3 separate regions of the Homo sapiens genome follow, and all the other regions are linked to region 3. A link is an interaction called in ENCODE POLR2A ChIA-PET data of the cell type or tissue named here. Cell type or tissue: OCI-LY7. All regions are shown on one strand. Each heading gives the region's core, and the rest is flanking DNA. Links, peaks and the distances in the headings are about the cores only. Region 1 has its middle 13 kb from the start of CREG1. Region 2 overlaps RCSD1 (RCSD domain containing 1). Region 3 has its middle 13 kb from the start of RCSD1.

Region 1 (5,844 bases), core at 284-5,283, 51 kb after region 3:
CCTAAGTTGGCCCCCCTTGTGCCCAGAAGGCAGAGAGCCAGAAATATTGGGTGGACAGTATAATGCCTACCACAGATAGCACACATGATTACCTTTGGCACAAAATGCCCACTCAGATGTTCCTCCCACACACACAAACACAAATGTTATACACACACACACACACACACACACACACACACACACACCCTTTTTTTTTTTTTTTTGAAACAGTCTCATACTGTCACCCAGGCTGGAGAGCAGTGGCATGCTCACAGCTCCCTGCAGCCTTGATCTTCTGGGCTCAAGTGATCCTCCCACCTCAGTCTCCCTAGTAACTGGGACTACAGGTGTGTGCCACCATGTCCAGCTAATTTTTTTTTTTTTTGTATTTGTTGTAGAGATGGGGTTTCTCCTTGTTGCCCAGGCTGGTCTCAAACTCCCGGGCTCAAGTGACCCACCTACCTTGGCCTCCCAAAGTGCTGGGATTACAGGCGTGAGCCACTGTCCCCAGGCTTTCCTCCCTTTCTATGGAGGAATAAGATGAATTTAAGCAGTATGCTTGAAATTTATTTGATCAGCATATACTGAGTAACTACTTAAAGTTTCCCTTTGAAATTTTGTAAATGTGAAAGAGGGAGTTTTAAAATGGGCCCTAGAATTTATTTAAAAGAAGAAATATATTTCATTTAACAAAATGCTCAGAAAGCCATTTTATTGTGGAAAAATACTGCCATGCCTCGTTGGCTGTGCTAAGAGAAGACATTGAGCAAAATTATTGTACATATTAAAGGGAAAAGAATTTCAAGTTTCTTAAGGCAGCCTGGGAAGCTTTCTAGAATAGAGACTGAAACATTCAATTTTAAATAATCTGCCGTGGTACATGGCAATGTAACGCCTCCCCTAAATCTTCAACAAAAACCTGCTATGCTTTGGGTGAGCAGTGTTTGTTGCAGGGAAATTAAGGCAAAGTAGTGTTTGTTGGGTTAATTCAGGACAAGAAGCAGAGAAAGCTTCCAGCAAGATAAAAAATCTTGCAGAAAACTATTGTGAACAGCATATACCCCTGGGAATCCTCAGTTATTCTGTGGGGAAATGCTGAGTTTCCAAGCCCAGCATATGAAATATTTCCATTTAAATGTTAAAGGAAAAAGTGACACAACTAAACTAAAGGAAACGGGGCTCTCTAGGCTGCTAAGTTTTAAATAACTAGTATAGCCCTCCGATATTTGTGGGTTACTTTGTAGTTGGTTAGCATTTAAAAAATCATAGTTGAAACTGATTTCTTTGAGAAATGCTAGCCTCTTATTAAGCAAGTTCAGTATATAAAGTATTGAAATGAGTTCCCTGCAGAGACGTTGCTATTATAATACAGCAAGTCAGGCATCCATTTCCCTGTGCGGCTGAGACAGGAGCTGCTCCAGCCTTTCTTCCCGAGCATCCCTCTGTTCTCCTGATGAAGTCACTCCGTAACCCACAGCCCTCCAGGGCAGCTAAGCCAGCAATAAGAAAGGAGGTTAATTTACCTCTACCTGCCTCCTCCCAAAGAGAAAATCACATTTTTGAAATCCACATGAAACTTAGGGTCATAATAAGCTTATGTGTGAAGAATGTAGGTGGTTTGCGTTGTTTGTAGAACAAAACTAGGCTCTGCGAAGAGGTTGCAGTGAAATAAACATTTTATGGAGCCCTTCCTGCAGTGTTTTTTTTTTTGTTTGCTTTTTGGAGGTGGGGCCTACTAAAAATTTCTGTAACATGTCTGCTTTTAAAAACATTTGCCCATCTTTACCCATGAAGTATTGAGAGCGCTTATTGAGGGTTAAAGTGCTTATTAGTGGGAGTTGACCTCATGGCTGCATGGCCAGAGAAGCCCTGCAGTGGGAAGGGGCTGCCCTTGTCTTCCTGTCAGATCTTGAAGGCCTGGCCAGAGCATGTTACCCTCTTTAGGCATTTTTCTTTTTACTTTCAATAAGGGGTCAGGCTTTTAAAAACATTCTATGTCATCCTTAAGGAAAAAATAAAAACAAATTATTGTGAATGGCCAAGAAAGTCTATCAGGAAGGAAATAAAGTGGAGAGAAAAACAACCACAGGCTCTTTCACCAACTCTTGGAGAAGCAGGAAACATGGCAACATCAGGGCGAATTTTTACTCATCCTTGACCTCTGTCTGGAGAGGGGCAGTGACTCTACCTCCCACCCAGGACAGGATGCTGTGGTCGTGAGGAGGGCACCTCTGGGCACAGCACCTACCTGGGGCTATGCATTCCTTCTGACCCAGCCTCTCTGGCACCTGGGAGTGACTTGTGGAAAACAGGATGTCTGTTAGTCTACTCACTAAATGCTAGATCTTGAGCAAGGTCTGTAACCCCCAGGGGCTTCAGTTTCCTCAGCTGTAAGATGGGGCTGAGAAAAAGAGCTCGTAATCCCTTACCCAAGACCCTTGGGCCAAACGTGTCTCAGAATTCAGGATTTTCAGATCTGAGAAAGGTAAGAAGCTGCCCAGAAGTATCTATTTTATGTACTACACAGAAAAGAAAAGAATTTCACATTTCTTGAGGCAGCCTGGGAAACTTCCTAGAATAGAGAAAGTGGTGTCTGGAGCAGTACCTGCAATCGAATACACTGAGAGACACCGAAGGACCAAGAAGTTTCCACTGAGGCTGTGGCATGTCCTCGTCCTCCACAGCTGTTCTTCCACCCACTCTAACACGTGACCTTAGCCCCTAACTGCTCCTCCTCATCCCTCTTAATGAAATCCAAATTGCCTGAACAATGGTGGCTGATGTGCAAGAATTCCTCTCTCTTCTAAAATCCATCCCTCACCTACTATTCCTGAACTTCCTGAATTAAGGCTGACCCCCCTGCTAAGGCCCTATAACAGCAATAAAAACAACAACAACAAACAACAAACCCAAAAACCCTCCCTCCTCCCCCAAGGTATTTGAGAACACTCCTTTCAGGGACTGCTTCTGCCTGGCAGTCTGGATTAAAGTCTACGGTCATGGTGTTCCGGTTGCTTTTCCTCCACAACATTCATAGTTCTGCAGTGAAACATAGGAACACCTGCGGAGCACAGGATGGATAAAAAACATGAAGAGTCTCACCGAGGGAAGGTGTGCTGGCAAATGACTGTTTTCAGAGCTTTTTGAATTTTGGAAATGAGGATGTGAAATTGAGGACCTGTGGTATTATGTCGTAGAGTTGATGTGAAAATGAAGTGAGATAGTACATGAAAGTATTTGGAATAGTACTGGGCACACAGAGCTTGATAAATATTTGCCATGGTGATTATGCTGAGAGTTTTATGTAACCAAGGAGCTGTCACATTGGGGTTCAGACTCACAGGTGCACAGAGGGACCACAGCTTAGGACAACACCATGGGAGAGGGTATCCTCTCATCCCTGCACCCTGAAAAACTTTGCAATGGCAAGTTTCCAGCCATACCTGCATCTGGCTCTAGGCTGCCTGTTTCTGGAAGAGATCCTGTGCATCCTCAACAGCTCCACATACAGGCTCTGAATGCAGCCTCTCTGCAGAAGACTCCAGTTTCCCAGTTATCAAATGATTTATTTTTGTACAAGGCAATCGTAACTGACCCCATGGCTTGAAGAGCAGCCCAGAATTCTTGGGCTTCTTACTGGGGCACATAGATAGAAAGAATATATTCTTTTGATAGAAGTAAAAGAATGTAGAGTGATATCATCTTAAATTGTACTTCAAGTTATAGAAACTATGGAAGGAAACATAGCTAAAAACATTTAAAACAAGCTTGTGCAACCTGTGGCCTGTGGGCTGCATGCAGCCCAACACAAATTCGTAAACTTTCTTAAAACATTATGAGAATTTTTTGCGATTTTTTTTTTTAGCTCATCAGCTATCATTAGTATTAGTGTATTTTACAAGCGGCCCAAGACAATTTTTCTTCCAATGCAGCCTAGGGAAGCCAAAAAAGTGGACACCCCGATTTAAAACATGGCTCATAATTTAATCATCCACATATTAATTCATTTAACAATCAGTGCCTGTGCACCTGTGTGGCCCAGGCACTGTTCTATGCCCAGGGGATTCCGAGCTGAACAAAACAGACAAGTTTCTCCTCCCATGGAGTTTCCATCCTAGTGAAGACGGTGGACAAATAACTAAGTAATATAATGATTAATCGTGGTGGGTGCTAGGAAAAAAACAAAACTGGGTAATGGAGCTGGGAGTGTCTGGAAGTGGGTATTTTGGATGGGGTAAGTCAGGGAAGGTCTCTATGAAATTATCTTCAACAGTTGAGAAGGGGTTTGGAAAGAAGCTGGCTCATGAAGAGCTCAGAGAAGAAAGTTCTTAGCAGAAAGAGGAACAAGTGTAAAGCCCCTGAGGCAGAAGGGATTGGAGATGTTTGGGGAGCAGCCAGGAGAGGCATGTGGCTGGAGCTGGGGACTGAGAACAGGAGGTGTGGTTGGAGAGGTATGCAGAGGCCCGCTCTACCAGGTCAGACCCTGCAGGCCATGCCAAGCAGTGTAGCTAGTAAGTGTAAGGAGTAGCCACTGGAGGGTTTAAGCAAAGACATGATGCAATCTCGTTTATCATTGCTTGAGGAGCAGGAGAATTGTTTTCTATAGTGCCTTCTGGTCTTTTATTTTTCACACACCCTTCATGGAATTTGCTAGGCATAGCTTTTAAAGGGCTCTGAATTCATTCTTGTGACTGTATCTGGTATTCTAGTGGTCATCTAGGTCACTAACAGTGCCTTGGGTCACCACCTCCAAAATTAAGCCATCCCCACATGTAAAAACCTGTGACTATCAGTCTTAATGCATATGATGTTGTGTGACTTTTTCTACTGTACAAAAAACCCCTTCCATTAAATATAAATGCACATTAAATATTTAGCAAACACTTGTTTAAGGAATGATGCATGTGGAACAAGAAGTAAATGGCATAAGCTCCCAATATACAAGCCACATATTATCGTGACAATTCAACCTTACCTGTCATTATTAAGCTTTCATTTTCCTTCTTGCTTTTAGGAAAAACAGCCCCAGCATTCCCTATCTCCTGACGCCTCCCTGCATCACACATCCACATTTTAGGTAGAAGGAGACTTTCACACCCAGCTCAAGACTCTCGGAGGTTGTAGACAAGCAACAAGGAGAATGTAAGGGCCAGCCAGTCTGGATTCAGTCCAGCAGCTGCCCAGTTGAGACCTGGACCAAAGCCAACTTCTCACTCACCTCCAGCATAGTCACTATCTATCTAGCTGATGATTTCTCCTTCCTTTCAATGAAAGCTTTAAGTGGCTTCTGTTTGCCTGGGAGACAAAGTGAGTCACATTCACAGTAGCTCTTTATATTGATGACCCTTGTCTCCACTCATGATGGTGGGGCCTCTACTTCTCCTCCAAGTCGCTCCTATCACCAGAGGCGTCTCACTTATGAGCTCAACCTCCTTTGCCTGCTCGGGCCACCTCTGCCTGCACAGCTGCATCAGGGCCCTTCTTCTGTTGTCACAGCCTTCAGATGAGCCACTTTCATGGGGAACTGTTGCACCGGATACTGCAGCTCTGCACTGGCCTACAACCACCGGGCATCATCGAAACTGGACCTCCACTATTGCCAAACATTACTGCCAACATATGCACTTTCAGTTCATGTTGTTGAGGTTTTTTTTAGCCCCTCCTTCCCCTATCCATCATGTTCCACTTCTAGACTAAGGCATGAGACCAGGGGAGGTTATAAAGCTGGACTGGAGGATAAATATAAGTTGTAGGTGTTCTTCCATCTTCTTTGTTACCCCCTCCTCTCTGAATACTGGAGTAGTATAACAGCACCAATCCCATATGCTTGCCTTCCTCACCCCCTGGTATCATGTCCTGTGT
Region 2 (5,844 bases), core at 602-5,601, 63 kb before region 3:
TTGGGGACCTGGAGACAAACAAAACCTGGTTCTGTCCTGGAGGGGTGCCCTGGGATGTCAGAGGCAGTACAGGTCCAATTTTCTCATTCCTCAAGGACCCCACCGGCAAAGGGCAACGTCTGCGACAGTGTACGAGTCTCCTTACCTCCTGAACAAGGGTGAGCAAATGCCCTTTATTGAACTTGAAACACATATATATGTGTCTTTTGTTCCCTACTTGAGTGCCATGGGTAAAGAAGCGCTCAGTAAATATTTGTGGAATTAATAAGTAAGTGACACGAGAGCAGATAGCACAGTGGATGGGAGCCAAACTGCCTGGATTCAAGCACTGACTTGCTCCATCTCTTACCAGCCTGGGGACCTGGGGCAAATGGCTTAGCCTTTCTGTGCCTTGACAAGGATGGCTGTAGCACATCCCTCATCAGTTGTTTTGTGGATTAAATGATTTGCTATATACCCAGAGGGCTGGGACAAGGCCTGGCTCATTGCAAATGCTTTGGAAGGGTGGTTGTTATTGTTACTGGCGGTGAGTCTTGCCTCCAGTGTGGTCATCAGTTTACCGTGGCTGTCCCTCCATTGAGGTGCCCCCAGGTTCCCTGAAGAGGCCAAGATGCACCCCAGGACACCATTTATTCTCATGTACCATTTGTCACCAAGACACACAGAGTAAGTCAGTGATGCTGGAAATGGCCAGTTCGTTTCTGCCTTGTTACAGGAGGCCTACATAACCACTTGGTTTGAATAAGATTTTTTACATGTCCAGTCCCGGAGACATTAGGTTTTTGTCTTTTGTCACCATGGTGGCAGCATTTCTTACACAGACTTCGAACTCCCCCTGCACTTCCCCTCCTCACGTCTAGTCTGAAAATGGGAGGATTTGGGCAGCAGTTTGTCTGAGAAAGTCCATCCTGCCTTTCCCTGGCTCTTGTGGTCTACAAAAACAAAGGATGCTTCCCTCCAGCAGCGAGCTTACTCCCTTGTACACACACACACACACACACACACACACACACACACACACACTCTTCCATGGCCCTCCTTTTGTGCTAAAAGTGGTGTCTCTGAGCTTTCTTATTTGGGTGCTCCCTCCAAAGTAAATAACTTTAGTCATTCTAAGATGCTGTCCCCTTGGAGCAAGGGAGGGGCAGATCTCCTCACCTCCCAGCCACTTCCAGCAGGGAAGTTAAGTTAATGGGGCAAAGTTTTGAGAAGAAGGCTTTGACAGGCCGGACATGGTGGCTCACGCCTGTAATCCCAGCACTTTGGGAGGCCGAGGCAGTTGATCACTTGAGGTCAGAAGTTCGAGACCAGTCTAGCCAACGTGGTGAAACCCCATCTCTACTAAAAATACAAAATTAGCCGGGTGTGGTGGTGTGCACCTGTAATCTCAGTTACTTGGGAGGCTGAGGCAGGAGAATTGCTTGAACCTGGGAGGCAGAAGTTGCAGTGAGCCAAGATCACACCACTGCACTCCAGACTGGGTGACAGAATGAGACTCCATCTCAAAAAAAAAAAAAAAGGCTTCGTTTAGGGATTTGAAGGAACTGCTGGGGCCATGGACTTTCCGATCTGCGAACAGCTGTTCTGGAGGAAAAGACAGGTACCCCTTTACTGTGGGTTGCTATAATTCAAGCTCATCTCCATACCAGCCTAAACACCAAATGCTGATTTCACATAAAGATATAAAAGGATTCACCTCTATTCAAGATGCCAGATTTCCCCATGATGCTGGGGGAAAGCCGAGGAGTGCGAGGCCCCACCCTGATGAGTTCCCCACTGGGAGGGGCTCCTAGACTTGACACGTTTTACCCTCACACTTGCCACATAAGGAAGTCAGAGAATGGAACAACGAGAGAGAGGCTTGGGGACAGTGTGTGATTAATTGAGCTGTTCTTGGCAAAGATGCTGGCTGATTGGTTTGTCCATCTGTCTAACTTCTTGCCCACATCACAGATCAGTCTCTCTGTCCCCTGCTATTTATGCTTGGGTCCTGCTGACAGTGTGCTTTACCTCAGTTTCAAAGGCGCCAATCACTGGTGGAGCAGGAAGATAAATTCCAGTTAAAAATAGAGCTGTATAGGAATCAAAAGCTCCTCCCTTACTTCCCTGTCCCAAAACTAGCCTTGGCAAGGGGCTCAGAAGTGAGAGAACTCTGAGGCTTCTGGAAGCACTTAGGGCTTAAAAGCTGGGTTGAAGGAAAGATTCTATTACCTCTGAGTTTGTTTTCCTGGAGCCTAGTGAATGGCTTTTCTTTAGACTAAGGACTCCAGAGCTTGTCGAAGCTTGGCAGATCCTGTCACCATCAGCCCCTCTCCAGACACTTCCCATCCTCTGTTGCAGAAGACTGATTGATTATTACCGTCTGCCCTCCAGGCACATTAAACCCAGAGAAGGCAAGTGACAGCCAGAGTCACACAGAACAGGCCAAACAAGGTAATCTGTGAAACATCTGACTCCAACTCCTGAGACTCCAGTAATGGACATCAGTTAAGTAGCATCATTTGTGAAAGTGCCTTGGCAACTCTAAAGTGCTATACAAATCTCAACATTATTATTAGCCTCTGATTTGCATAGCTGCAATGGAAGAAGTGTGGTCTTGGGGATGAATCGGGGCTGGTGGCTCAGCCTGTTTGATGCCTTGCCTGGATTTCTGCCTTGCAGTTCTGGCAGGTACAGCTGCTAACCCCTCTCCAGTGTGCTCAGCACCATACCACCTCAGCCATGGGCCAGGAGCTCTTCACGGCAGTCCCGCTAAGGCCATACCCTCACCTTGACTGTTAGGTCTGAGAACTTCAGTTTCTCTACCTATTCCCAGACTTTCCTGAGACACCCTTAGCCTCTCTGGATTAAATGTTCTTTCTCTGTTCCTGTGATGTCCATAAAGTACTTAGCACAGAGCCTGAAACATAGCATGTACTTGGCTGGGCACAGTAGCTCAAGCCTGGAATCCCAGCATTTTGGGAGTCCAAGGCAGGAGGATCTCTTGAGCTCAGGAGTTCGAGACCAGACTGGGCAATAAAGAGAGACCCCATCTGTATACAATATTAGCCTAGTGTGGTGGCGTGTGCCTATGGTCCCAGCTACTCAGGAGGCTGAGGAGAGAGGATCACTCGGGCCCAGTTGGTCGAGGCTGCAGTAAGCCCTGCTCACATCACTGCACCACTGCACTCCTGCCTGGGGCAACAGAGACTCTGCCTGAAAAAAACAAAAACAAAAACAAAAACAAAAACAAAAACAAAAACAGGGCTCATCTAAGGTTGGTTTCTTCCTCCTCCTCCTCCTCCTCCCATCCGACCTGGTCTGCTGGTGTCAGGGCCTGGGTACCTGCTCACAAAGTCACTGACACCCTCAACTCACCCCCATGGACCATACCCAGATGTATGTAAGTCCCTCCCCTGCCAGCATCTACCCTCCAGGTCCTGGTCATTGCCTTGACTTCAGCTTGTCCTTTCTTCTTGGGCCATTTTCCATGTCTTAGATCTGTTTTCTGCACTCATCTCCCTTTGTGCCCTGCTTTAGCTCACACTTGTCTTTACAGATCGCAGGCCTGTACTCCATCTTCCTGGGCCCAGGTCTTGCTTACGAAGCCCTCCCTGCTACCTTCCAGCTGGGCCATGCCAGGTAACTCGGAAACCATGCCTGTGGTTACTGTCTGGCCTGACTTTGCCAAGGCTAGGAGAAAATCACCTCTGGTGTTTACTTTCTATTTCTATGGGACTTTCTTCCGAGAACTGAGGAGCCCCTGTGTCTGGACAGCATGGAACTTCCCCTCCGCTGTTGCCATGTTGCGTAAACACAGTTTGGATACTGCTGACCATCCACATAATGAGACCTTTATGTACAGGCCAGACTAGGCTCTACCTGCTTCCTAGGCTCTGCCCTGTCTCTCCACCTTCTGCGCTCATCCAAGGTCTCAGTATCTCCCAGCCTTTGGGCTATGGTTTAGGGAAACAAGGCCCCAGGGAAGGCCTCATCATCTGCAGCTTAAGAGAAGATGCAGTGAGAGAGCCCAGTGTGGGGCTGGAAGAACTATGCTCTTGGCCAAAAGGAAGTTTCTCTCTCTCACCAGAAATAGGCCAGAGCCCAGAGCCTCAAAGGTCTGAGGTATGTTTGCTTCTTCACTCCTCCAGAACTGAAGGGGATCACCCCTTCCAGTGTGACCACGCTTAAATCATCACTTCAAAAAGACCACCATAGAATCTCTCTGAAATACTGCAATGACTCTAGAATCTTCCTTTATGTCCTTAGTTATCCCTAGTTCTTCAATGTATCCCAATGTTTGACCATTACTATCCTAGGAGGATGGAAAGGGTTCTGGACTGGGAACCAGGTAGGTCCATTTGACCTGCTCATCTACCAGAGTACCTCCTATGTGGGAGGCACTGTCCTTACAGCCTTTGATATATTTTCTGTAATTCTTACCTCTCTAAAAGAGGAAACTGGGGCCTAGAGTTGCTAAGTAAGTTACTATTCAAGTCAGTAAGTGCAGGCATGAGAATTTTCTGGATTCCAAAGCTCTTTCCACACCAACATGCTGTACTAACTCTATGCCTTTACTGGAAGAGTTAACTTAGTCTCTTGTTAATAGGCATTTACTGGTCTAGGCCCTGAGATACATCAGTGAACAAGACAGTCCTTGCCCTTCAGAAGTTGCTACTTCAGCAATAAACAGGTACACAGCGAAACCATAAGACGCTTTGTTAAACGCTGTGAAGAAAATAAAACAGGGCACTTATTTTATGGGAATGTGGGAAGACATCTCTGAAGAGAGAGCACATGAGTTGAATCCCAGTTGGGGAAAAGAGAAAAGGAAAATTGTTCTGAGCAGAAGCACAGACAGAAACAAAGGTTGAGGGGCAGAGAAAAGAGAAGGGTGGCAGGGACAACAAGAGGGGGCGGGAAGATGCGAGTGGTAGTGTGAGGCCAGCTACATTGGGCCTCATGGACCAGAGCGCGCAGTTTGTGTTTTATCTTGAACCAGCAGGATGTCATTTGGAGGGTTTCAAGGAGGGACGTGACCTGAGTCGCGCATCAAGGAGCTGTCTGTGGAGGAGGGACAGGAGTGGAAGAGGGTGAGCAGAGGCAGGTGCTGGCAGCGGTCCAGCTGAGATTGGGTGCGGGAGTGAACAGGGCTTGTGCAGGGGGATGGGATTTGAAGGTCAGGCTGCTGGGAATTACTGATGCATGGGTGTGAGCAAGGGAAAGAGAAGAATCATGGATGACTCCTGAAGGTTTGACTTGGATAACGGGATGCATGGGGTATTTGCTTCTGGGTTGAAAGCCATGTTGGGGAGAGAGGGGTGGGTGGGGCTAGTTGGGCAATGAATAGTTCTTCCTTGGTCATGAAAGTCTGACATGTCTATTAGACGTCTAAGTGGAGATGCAATGCAGGAGGTTGAATATATACCCAAGTCTGGAGTTCAGAGAAGTGTTTCAGGCCAGAAACAAAACTTGGAGAGTCACTAGCTAGAAATGGTAGTTGATGTTACGAGACTGCATAAAGTCAGAGGAAACAGAGAATAGGGAAGAGAAGAGGCCCAAAGACTGAGGTCTGGGATGTCTCCTTAGTCACCCTAAGCTGCCTTTCATTCTCAATGTGAGGGGACTGGTCCTGTTATTCCAGTGGGAGCCTGGAGGGCATTTTGGTGTAGAATGCAGATGGGATGGGCTTGAAAGGAAAATAAACCTCAGACTGCAAAATCACTAATCCAAAGGGAAAAGTCAAGCTGTGAAACGCATCAGGCAAATCTGCCTCCCACTTTATTCCTGAATAAGATAAACAAAGATTAAAAAGCGACATACCCCCCTCATAATTTTTCCCACTAGAAAATTCCTTGTGGGCCT
Region 3 (5,844 bases), core at 601-5,600:
CGCTTGGTCTTAAAACAATTATCTCCAACAATTCTATACAAATAAAGTTAAACAGATTATAAGAAATAATAGTATCCAAATCCCACCTATGACTCATCTCCCTTTGTCTTTTTACATGGATAACAGGCAGAGAAGTATGTCAAAAGTTTTCTGCACAACGTGTTCTTGTTTTTGACTTTGGCAAAGTGCTCATTTGCAAAAACATACTGAAAACCTGTGTCCCCGCCTGATAGTTTCTCTTTCCCTCTTGCAGTGGCCTCAGTATCCATCCATTTGCTCATGACAGAAACCTGGGAGTCACTCTCGATTTATCCTTCATCTTTAGCAATCAGGTGCTGCCGTTCTAGCTCTGAAGCTCCCTGACATCATCCCCCCTCCCTCCATCACTGTCACTGCCCTCTTAACGTCAGGATTATGAAAACAGTGTCCTAGTTAATCTCTGCATCTTCTAGTTGTTCTCCTTACCTCCAGCCTTGACTCATACTCCCCCCATCCCATCTATTTTCCGCTCCACAGGCAATAATCTTTCAAGAACATGTAACTGGCTCCCAGAAGCATTCAGGATAAAGGCTAACTTCTTAGATGGCTCACTCACATCCCTTCCTGACATGGCTGCACTTATCTGTCTGGCCTCTTCTCAACAGAGAACAGCCAGTATTCCAGACTCCAGGCATCCTGAGCTGCTTTCAGGTCCCTGAATTGGCTCTTCCCTCTGCCTGGAATACATTTCCTGATTTGCGCAAAGTGAATTTTATTCATTTTTGAGTAAGAGTTCTTGGTTCAGGCTTTCTCTAGGAAAATGGTCCTGACCACCACCACCCCTTTCCCCACTCTCCCACCACCTGGGAGAGAGATATTTCCTATGTGCCATTCAACACCTGTACTATTACTGCCATTGAAAGAATTATTATATAATTGCCCATTTACTTTCTATTTTTTTGTTTTTTGAGACGGAGTCTTGCTCTGTTACCAAGGCTGGACTGCAATGGTATGATCTCGGCTCACTGCAACCTCTGCCTCCCAGGTTCAAGCGATTCTCCTGCTTCAGCCTCCCCAGTAGCTGGGATTACAGGCACCCACCTCCACGCCTGGCTAACTTTTGTATTTTTAGTAGAGACGGCGTTTCACCATGTTGGTTAGGCTGGTCTCGAACTCCTGACCTCAAGTGGTCCATCCACCTCAGCCTCCCAAATTGCTAGGATTACAGGCGTGAGCCACCATGCCCGGCCCCATCTACTTTCTTTATATTCTTATGAAACTTTAAGCTTAATTAAGGCACATTCCACCCTATCTCAGTCAAAGTTCTATGATCAGTGCCACCTTCAAATCTGGTGAATCAATACATGTTGGATGAATGAGTGCACACTAGCCCCGTGCAAAAAAGTAGATAATTCATTTTGTCATCCACTTCTCACATGCCCACTTAAAAATGCAGTAATAACATAGGGAGTTGTAATATACAGTATACCATAGCGCAGTTAAAGACCTGACCTTTTTTCCTAATTACCACATATCAACTAGTTTACATACTATCATCTCCTTGTATAAAGTCACAACTCCTGGTGCTGAAGTCTCTTCCGTATTTTTATGGTTTGGGAGTATGTTATAATTACACTGCCTGCTTCCTGCTGTGTGATAATCTTTGAGACTTTTAAAGACTTTTCTCATCTTGGTGTACCTAATACCACTCTAGGACCCATGAGGCAAACATAGAGTTCATACCTTGTGAGTGTCATTTATCTGAAAAGGCAGTAATAGATCCTTGAGTCTTCGAATCAGAATACAAGCTAAATACTAAATGTGCTAAAGCAGTGTAAGACTGGATGTTGCTGGGTACTGAGGAAGGCCGGAAGGACTAGGATGGAGCGTCAAGGAAGGCCTCGGGGGCAAGAGGAAGAAGACGTTGACTTAGGTGTGCTCGGTGCAGGGGCTGATGGCAGAGCTTTATGTGGAAGGATCCTGTGAGCAAACAGCCCCAGGAGCCCGCGGAGGGGGTAGAAGAGAACGTGAGCTATTGCCAGAGCCAGCTTCAGTCCTCAGGTTTGCGGGGCCCGCTCCAACAGGGTGCACATCCGTCCTTTGAGTGGGCACAAAGTTTGGAATCCATTTCAGCCTCCTTATGGAGATCCTGCTGCACTCAGAATGTTGTTCTGGGAGAGTTTTGCGCTTGGTGTTTGCATCTGCGAAAATGGGTGATATCTGTATTTTGAAGATAATTGAACTTGAGCAGTGGCTTCTGATTTGTATTTTCTGCTTCTGTTTCCTTCATTGCACGTGGAAGGGCTTTTAGGTGGCAACAAAGAGAAAGAGATGGGATGAGACTAACCAAGGGAAAGAAAGATTTGACAACCAATTACCTATAGATAACCTGTAGGCAAAGGGGCCAAAGTGAGGCCTGGGGATTCGAAGATCCTACCAGATAGGTGATTTGCAGAGAGCAAAGTGACTTTACCGTTCTCCTTTTCTAATTTGATGAGAGTTCTCATCAGTCACCCAGGAATGTGGTAAGGAACTCCTAATCAAAATGACCATAAATCTGAAACCATAATGAAATGGGTTAAGCACTAATCTGACCCCTTACAGCCAGGCGGCAATGAAGCAAAGGAAGCAGACAGCCCCTGATGGAAGTCACACAGGGAGATGAATGCTTTGCCGCAGAAAGGGGAATGGTGTGGGTGGCAGCCGTTGGGGAGAGGGGTGGGGGTGGGGTGGAAAAGGAATTTGCATCTCATGGCTCAATCAGATCTGAAACCTAACATCCTGTTTTTCTGTAGGTTGGGCACATCAGTAGCTGAGAGACTCCTCTGACCATGGCCAGCCTCAGGAAGTGAGTGTCAACAGCCTTGCAGATGGGAACTCAACTCCTGGGTACCCATGCCTGAAAAGACGTAAGTCCTGCTCCCACCGGCACCAGACCCCCTGCCCTCCCTCTACCCCAATACTAGAACTCCAGACCTCACCCCTCCTCCCCAGAGACATATCAGCAGGAAGTTAAGTCAGCTGGAACACTTTGTTCCCTTGACATTTCTGTTTTAATTCTGCAGCTGTGTTTAAGGCTTCATGAATTATCTGTCCAGCACGGTCTGTTTGTCTGCCTAGTGCCTCTTCTCCCACTTCCCTGCACCAGGTCATGATTACCCTAAGGCTGGTAGAGCAGAACTGGAACTAGGGTTGGTAAGAAGGAAGTGGGATGGTAAGAAAGGGCATTAGGGACTGTAATATTAGCTGTTGATGAGCTAAGGATGATGATCTGATTGCTTGCTCAAGGAGGAGGAATTCCTAAATCATTAACAGTGTGCGTTGCCGATAGCTCTCTTTCCTCACCCTCTCATGGTATTTATCTCTACATCACATCATAGTGATGAATAGGTGTGTCTTTTCTCCTCAGTATTCTATAGTGCCTACTTACATGCCTTATTCATGCTTATTCATGTTCAGGAAGCAGTTGGTAATTGAAGGAATGAGCCTTCTCGCCTTCCTTTTATCTCAAGTCAGCTTATCACTTAAAAACAAAAACAAAAACAAGCCATAGCTTCCAAATTCAACTTGGTCCTGCTCAGGGTGGTATTTCTTAATTTCTTATAGCTGCAATTCACAGGTCTGTATCCTTGCTTGCCAATGTCTGTTTTGGTATTCATGGTAGTTGGCTCTGAGACATATCAGAGCACTATATTGTTCTTTCCTGGTTGCTTTTTCTTCTGCTTCTCATCAAAGTCTAGAGAGAAACTCAGTTTCTAAAGCCATTAAGAACCTAGTAGGAAAATGGTGATTAGTCTCTCCAAGTTCTTCTTCCTCAGCAGACCCACGAAGAGTGTTCTCCATTCACTGGTCAATCAGGCTCACATGTGTGAAACGTCAAGGTTGGCCTTAAAGGACCACCCGGGCAAATGACTTATCGTTAGTTACGTGAGCTGGGTATGTTTTGTCAACCACCCCGCTTGAAACCTAAGCATGAGAGAACGTAGCTCACAAGACAGGTATGGCCCCATATGTCTCCATAAGCCCACATCTAGAAAATACGTATGCAGATTTTTCTGTTGCCAGTTGGTCATCCTGAGCTATCATTTCTAATGTGTGACTAGTTTCAACCAAATTTAATATTTTAAAACCAGTCTCAAAGCCCTATATTTTAAAAAGTAAAACTATAAGTGGGCCTGGCATGGTGGCTCACGCCTGTAATCCCAGCACTTTGGGAGGTTGAGGAGGGCAGATCACAAGATCAGGAGTTCAAGACCAGCCTGATTAATATTGTGAAACCCCATCTCTACTAAAAATACAAAAATAAGCCGGGCGTGGTGGCACGCACCTGTAGTCCCAGTTGCTCGGGAGGCTGAGGCAGGAGAATCACTCGAACCCGGGAGGCAGAGGTTGCAATGAGCCGATATCATGCCATTGCACTCCAGCCTGGGCAACAGAGTGAGATTCCATCTCAAAAAACAAAAACAAAACAAAACAAAACAAAACAAAACTGTATAAAGCCCACAATTAACATTATACTCAACAGTGAAAAACTGAAAGCTTTCTTTTTTTTTTTTTTCTTTCTTTTTTTGAGATATAGTCTCACTCTGTCACCCAGGCCAGAATGCAGTGGCACGATCTTGGCTCACTGCAACATCCACCTCCCGGGTTCAAGTGATTCTCTTGCCTCAGCCTCCCAAGTAGCTGGGATTACAGGTGTGCACCACCATACCTGGCTAATTTTTGTATTTTTAGTAGAGGTGGGGTTTCACCATGTTGGCCAGGCTGGTCTCAAACTCCTGACCTCTAATGATCCACCCACTTCGGCCTCCCAGAGTGTTGGGATTATAGGCGTGAGCCACTGCACCCAGCCAACTGAAAGCTTTCTAAGACCAGGAAGAAGGCAAGCTTGCTTCCTCTTACCACTTCTATTCAACTTGGTACTGGAAGTCCTAGCCAGAGCAATTAGGCAGGAAAAAGAAATAAAAGGCATACAAATCAGAAAGGAAGAAGTAAAATGATCTCTGTTCACAAATGACATGATCTTATATGTAGAAAGCCCTGAAAATTGTACACCAAAACACAGTTAGAGTTATTACATGAATTCAGCAAAGTTATATGATACAAAATTAGCATGAAAAAAGTTGTGCTTTTATGTACTAACAATGAACAATCCAAGAAAAAATTAAGAAAACAATCCCATTTACAATAGCAACAAAAATAGTAAAATACTTAGGAGTAAACTTAATCAAGGAGGTAAGCTGAAAACTACACCTATACACTGAAAACTACAAATCATTCCTGAAAGAAATTAAAGACACAAATAAACAAAAACACACTCTATGTTCATGGATCAGAAGACTTAATGTTGTTAAAATGGCCATACCCCCAAAGCTATCTACAAATTCAATGTAATACCTATCAAAATTTCAATAGCTTTTTTTTTGCAGAAATAGAAAAAAAATTCAAAATTCGTATGGAATCTCAAGGGACCCCAAATTTCCAAAACAATCTTGAAAAAGAACAAAATTGGAGGCTTCACACTTCCTGAATTCAAAACATAATATAAAGCTACAATAATCAAAACAATGTGGCATGAGCATAATGACAGACATATAGACCAATGAAACAGAATAGAGAGCCCAGAAATAAACCCTCATGCATATGGACAAATGATCTTCAAAAAGGTTACCAAGACCACATGATGGGGAAAGGACAATCTCTTCAACAAATGGTGTTGGGAAAGCTGGGATATCCACATGTGAAAGAATGAAGTTGGACCCTTACCTTACACTATATACAAAAATTAACACAAAACGGATTAAAGACCTAAACCTAAGACCTGAAACTATAAAACTCCTAGAAGAAAACATAGGAGGAAAGCTT

The links. ChIA-PET counts read pairs that join two places held together with the same protein. Peaks named below come from ENCODE experiments on the same cell type or tissue, not always from the same donor. Only the 100,000 strongest peaks of a DNase experiment are listed, where the experiment ranks them.
Region 1: POLR2A ChIA-PET joins it to region 3 with 9 read pairs; 7 of 35 experiments call an interaction of 5 or more read pairs at or near these places.
Region 2: POLR2A ChIA-PET joins it to region 3 with 7 read pairs; 17 of 35 experiments call an interaction of 5 or more read pairs at or near these places.

Annotation. Positions count from the first base shown.
Region 1 is chr1:167,563,450-167,569,293 of GRCh38, reverse strand. No RefSeq gene overlaps it. Among named protein-coding and RNA genes, the nearest start is that of CREG1, 13 kb to the right of the region's middle. RefSeq lists an enhancer at 4,006-5,205. In OCI-LY7, for the core only: no CTCF peak of the experiment used is centred there; DNase peaks (open chromatin) are centred at 2,333, 3,153 and 4,443.
Region 2 is chr1:167,677,848-167,683,691 of GRCh38, reverse strand. The region is part of intron 1 of RCSD1 (RCSD domain containing 1); the gene reads right to left. Among named protein-coding and RNA genes, the nearest start is that of TRP-CGG1-1, 34 kb to the left of the region's middle. RefSeq lists a silencer at 3,211-3,414. In OCI-LY7, for the core only: no CTCF peak of the experiment used is centred there; no DNase peak of the experiment used is centred there; H3K27ac peaks cover 943 bases.
Region 3 is chr1:167,614,764-167,620,607 of GRCh38, reverse strand. No RefSeq gene overlaps it. Among named protein-coding and RNA genes, the nearest start is that of RCSD1, 13 kb to the left of the region's middle. RefSeq lists an enhancer at 2,065-3,264. In OCI-LY7, for the core only: no CTCF peak of the experiment used is centred there; DNase peaks (open chromatin) are centred at 2,897 and 3,867; H3K4me3 peaks cover 3,980 bases; H3K27ac peaks cover 4,770 bases.